2 separate regions of the Homo sapiens genome follow, and region 1 is linked to region 2. A link is an interaction called in ENCODE POLR2A ChIA-PET data of the cell type or tissue named here. Cell type or tissue: MCF 10A. All regions are shown on one strand.

Region 1 (2,500 bases), 150 kb before region 2:
CAGTGAGCCAAGATCGCGCCACTACATTCCAGCCTGGGCCACAGAGTCAGACTCTGTCTCAAAAAAAAAAAAAAAAAGATAAAGTTTCAATTACTTATCGTGGCATATAAGGTCCTCTACAATCAGTCCCTCCCTGTGCTGGGTCATACCAAACTACATATCATCTTTTGCTTGATCTGCCATCCTCCAGTCAACCCTACACCTCATCCCAGCTTCCCCAGCCACTGTCAGCTCCTTATCTTTCAAAACCCAGGTTACAAATCTTCTCTTCCAGGAAACTTGCAGGCAAATCCTTACTGCACCCTTTGTTACATCACAGCGCATGACGTGCTTCACCATCACTGCACTTACTACACCGTATTGCAGTCATTCTTCTGTTGCCCCAATTAGACTATGAATTCCCTTCAAAGGCAGGTAAAATTTTATCGTTATCCACAGTACCTGGCACAGTGCTGATTACATGAGGTACTTAGTATCTATCAAATGAATGAATTAATGTTTTTGACTTCTACAATACCTTTTGAGATTGACTCCTACTTCCACTGCTACTCTCAAAGTTCAGGCCCTTTATTCTGTCTCTATCCCCTCACATGTCCTTCTACCTCTAGCTTATTAACCCACCTAATGGTACCCAAATTATTTCTAAAGCACAGTTCTGATCATGTCCTGCTTACCGTCAGAAACTACTATTGCTGTTAGCCCTTGGATTTTTTTTTTTTTTAAAGAGACAAGATTTCACTCTGTCACCTAAGCTGGAGTGCGGTGGTATGATCATAGCTCATTGTAACCTCAAACTCCTGGGCTCAAACAATTCTCCCACCTCGGCCTCCCAAGTAGCTAGAACTACAGGCACATGCCACTGCCAGTGATGCCCGGCTAATCTTTTTTTTGTTTTATTGTATTTTTGTAGAGACAGGGTCTTGCTATGTTGCCCACGCTGGTTTTAAACTCCTGGCCTCAAGCAATCCTACTGCCTCAGCCTCCCAAAGTGCTGGGATTACAGGCATGAGCCACAGCACCCTTCCGGAATCTTGCCTCATTTTCCAGCAGCTCACAGCAACCTACTGACTTCCCAAAGACAGCTCAGCTCCATCCTAATGACCAAACCAGCAGGGACATGGGGCAGGCAGTGCCCAACCAGCCTCCACTCCAACTTCGTTCACCATCTAATGAAGCTTATTAGCACTAGACAGCCTTGTATATCTAGGATCTGATGGTACTAGAGATAGCTATGGATTCCCATATTATCCAGAGTCACTGCCATCCCCATTTTGACTTTATGGAAGACTCCATTTCATCACTCCACTCTACAGCAGCAGTATACTGAGAGCTAGGGAAGGGAAGGAATGACACTACAAGGTGGGGAGGGGATCGTCTATAGAGAATTTTAAAACAATAAAATTGACTTTTAGTCCATTTGTTTTTTATCATCATCAAGCATCAGCAATTCTAAACAATGTCAGAATATTGTTTATATATTCTCTCCCACCAGGGTGGACTGGTCCCACCACCACTATCTGTTGGTGTGCCACTGCTATTCAGGCATCACCCTCTTTTGAAACCTTTTACCCACCCCAAAACAGAATTAATCACCTCTTCCTAAACCCTAATGCACACTTGAGTCTCTACAAGACCACAGGCACATCAAGGAGAGCATGTCTTTAACCCCTAGTACACATTCATAAACACATACTCTTCCTTTGCCTCAGCTTCCCAGTAAGGTCCTTGGTGAGTAAAATGTGCTTAGTCCCAGTTACTCTATATTGATAGAAGACAGCATCATGCCTTACACTCAACTCTTAGACCAGACTAAATACACATAGAACATAATATGAATTCCAAAGGCTGGTATTCACAGAACACCATAATCTGGACATAGTTCTTATTCCTAAATACTAAACCTTATACTCTGTTTATACCAAATTACTTATACACTTGGTATTTTTCTGCCTATTACAAGTCCTTTTTGTTTTCCAGTACTTTGTGTCTGATTTACCTAACTGCTAAGCCCCAGAAGAAAATTTAAACACTCAATTTTGGCTGGGCGGGGTGGCTCATGCCTGTAATCCCAGCACTCTGGGAGGCCAAGATGGGTGGATCACGAGGTCAGCAGTTCGAGACCATCCTTGCTAACACGGTGAAACCCCATGTCCACTGAAAATACAAAATATTAGCTGGGCGTGGTGGTGGGTGCCTGTAATCCCAGTTACTCGGGGGGCTGAGGCAGGAGAATGACATGAACCTGGGAGGCGGAGCTTGCAGTGCTCCGAGATCACGCCACTGCACTCCAACCTGGGTGACAGAGTGCGACTCCGTCTCAAAAAAAAAAAAAAACCCAATTTTGTTTTCATGCTGTGGATGCAATGGACACCTAATTCTAATGAATAAAACTACTGATAGCTAATATATAAAAGCATAGAAGACACTTTTATTATATAACATTTTATTTAAAAAAATTATTTTCATAGAATACATTTTCACATTAGAGATTCCCATTGTG
Region 2 (2,500 bases):
CAGTAAACACCCTATTGTATTTCTTTTCTATTAACTCTTTCAGCCCTTTACTGAACCTGCAAAAGCTATTTGTTCATTGAATTTGATGGCTAATTGGGTACAAATAAAGTTCACAAGTAAAAATATCCTTGAATTTCTTCTTCCTTTCATGGACAGGTTCTTTGTACAGAAGTCTCCCTTACCCATAGTTTTTCTTTCCACAGTTTCAACCACCCATGGTCAACCACCGTCTGAATATATTAAATAGAAAATTCCAGAAATGGGCCAGGCGCAGTGGCTCATGCCTGTAATCCCAGCACTTTGGGAGGCTGAGGTGGGCGGATCACGAAGTCAGGAGATCGAGACCATCCTGGATAACACGGTGAAATCCCATCTCTACTGAAAATACAAAAAATTTAGCCAGGCGTGGTGGCACGCATCTATAGTCCCAGCTACTCGGGAGGCTGAGGCAGGAGAATTGCTTGAACCCGGGAGGCGGAGGTTGCAGTGAGCCAAGATTGCGCCACTGCACTCCAGCCTAGGGGACAGAGCAAGCCTCCGTCTCAAAAAACAAAAAAAAAAAAAAAAAAAAAAAGAGAGAAAGAAAATTCCAAAAATAATTCCTAAGCTTTAAATCGTAGCCGGGCGCGGTGGTTCATGCCTGTAATCCCAGCATTTTGGGAGGCTGAGGCAGGTGGATCACCTGAGGTCAGGAGCTCGAGACCAGCCTGGCCAACATGGTGAAACCCTGTCTCTACTAAAACTACAAAAATTAGCCGGGTGTGGTAGCACATGCCTATAGTCCCAGCTACTGGGGAGACTGAGGCAGGAGAATCGCTTGAGCCCAAGAGGTGCGAGGTGGAGGTTGCAGTGAGCTGAGATCACATCACTGCACTCCAGCCTGGGTGACAGAGTGAGACACTGTCTCAAAAAATAAATAAATTGAAATCAAAATTTAAAAAATAAATAAATTGTCCAACACTCTGAGTAGTGTGATGAAATCTTGTGCCATCCCACTCTGTTTCACCCAAGACGTGACTCATCCCTTTGTCCAGCATATTCAAGCTGTCTGTGCTACCCGTCATCTTCTTATTGGAACGACTGCCAAGGTATCGCAGTGCTTGTGTTCAAGTTGCCCTTGTTTTACTCTATAATGGCCTCAAAGTAAATTAAATTTGTGGGTAGAAAACATGAAGAGAAACAGGCTCCGACTGATGGCAGTCAGGTTCAGTACCATCCACGGTTTCAGGCATCCACTGGGGGTCTTGAGATGGATGTCCCTTGGATAAGGGAAGATTAATATATTAGTATTCAGCCCAGTGGTCAAAAGATAATATATCAGAAAGTAAAGAGCTAAAGATTTTCTGAAAGATATCATCTCCTAAACTTATTTTTAAATTTCCATCAGTTATGAGTCCCCAAACACTCTCTGCTCCTTCACAAGTACATGTTACAAGGTAAGTGCTCAATAAATGCATGTGAATGAATGGATGAATGAAGTATCACTCTATGGTCTAGGGGTGTCCCTCATCCTAGAAACAGGAGATAAGAGCCCACCCTCAGGGCCTGTGGAATTGGTTCTCTATTGCCTTACCACATCTAGCTAATATCCATGACCACTTTAATGGAGCTTGGTTTGGGGGAATAACAAACAAGAAAATGCATTCAGGAAAGTGTCAGTTTTAGCCTTTGGTCCTTACAGCCTAGACAACAAGGCCAATCATGGCAGATGAAGCCTTTCTAGTGTTCCCTAGATCCTCTGAACCGCCTCGGGGAGTGGCACCTGGCTAACAGTGCCCTATCACTGCTCCACATGCCTGGCCAACTCATCACTCACCACGAGGAACATAAAGCTGCCTGATAGCCTGCTGCCAGGGTGCATCTGTTTAGCTGGCATTGCCTCCTGTGGGAATGAAGCCAATGAGCCTGGGTGGGGAGAGGAGAAATCAGGCAGGATAGAAAAAAGAAGGTTGGGGAATCTGGTGCTGAGTTGCTCTGTAGACTTAACAAGCCTTTAATTTCTACAGCAAAGCACAGAGGAGTTCATTGTGAAAATGTCTGGAAGCCTCTAATTGGCCCAGTGTTGACGCCACCGCTACTCTATGGAGGGCACAAGGCCTTTAGGAGCAATGTTTCACTTTCCAATCTTCTTCCTCACTCACTCTATGTCCCCCTTATGGAGATGAGACCAGACTAAAACTCTTCGTGGGTGTGTGTGTGTGTGTGTGTGTGTGTGTGTGTGTGTATTTTGTTTCGTTTTGTTTTGAGACAGAATCTCACCCTGTTGCCCAGGCTGGAGAACAGTAGCAGGAACATGGCTCATTGCAGCCTCAACCTCCTGGGCTCAAGTGATCTACCCACTTCAGCCTCCCAAGTAGCTGGGATCCCAGGTATGCATGCCACCATGCCCAGCTCATTTTTTTTTTAACTGTAGAGACAGGGTCTCACCACGTTGCCCAGGCTGGTCTTGAACTCCCGGGCTCAAGCCATCCTCCTGCCTCGGCCTCTCAAAGTGCTGGGA

What was found. ChIA-PET counts read pairs that join two places held together with the same protein. Peaks named below come from ENCODE experiments on the same cell type or tissue, not always from the same donor. Only the 100,000 strongest peaks of a DNase experiment are listed, where the experiment ranks them.
Region 1: POLR2A ChIA-PET joins it to region 2 with 6 read pairs; 9 of 35 experiments call an interaction of 5 or more read pairs at or near these places.

What each region holds. Positions count from the first base shown.
Region 1 is chr11:112,095,703-112,098,202 of GRCh38, reverse strand. SDHD (succinate dehydrogenase complex subunit D) reads right to left here. Exons shown (of 4, transcript NM_003002.4): 4 at 2,409-2,500. Among named protein-coding and RNA genes, the nearest start is that of SDHD, 10 kb to the right of the region's middle. In MCF 10A, no CTCF peak of the experiment used is centred here; no DNase peak of the experiment used is centred here.
Region 2 is chr11:111,941,562-111,944,061 of GRCh38, reverse strand. All of the region lies in intron 1 of DIXDC1 (DIX domain containing 1), which reads right to left. Among named protein-coding and RNA genes, the nearest start is that of DIXDC1, 5.5 kb to the right of the region's middle. In MCF 10A, no CTCF peak of the experiment used is centred here; DNase peaks (open chromatin) are centred at 1,041 and 1,831.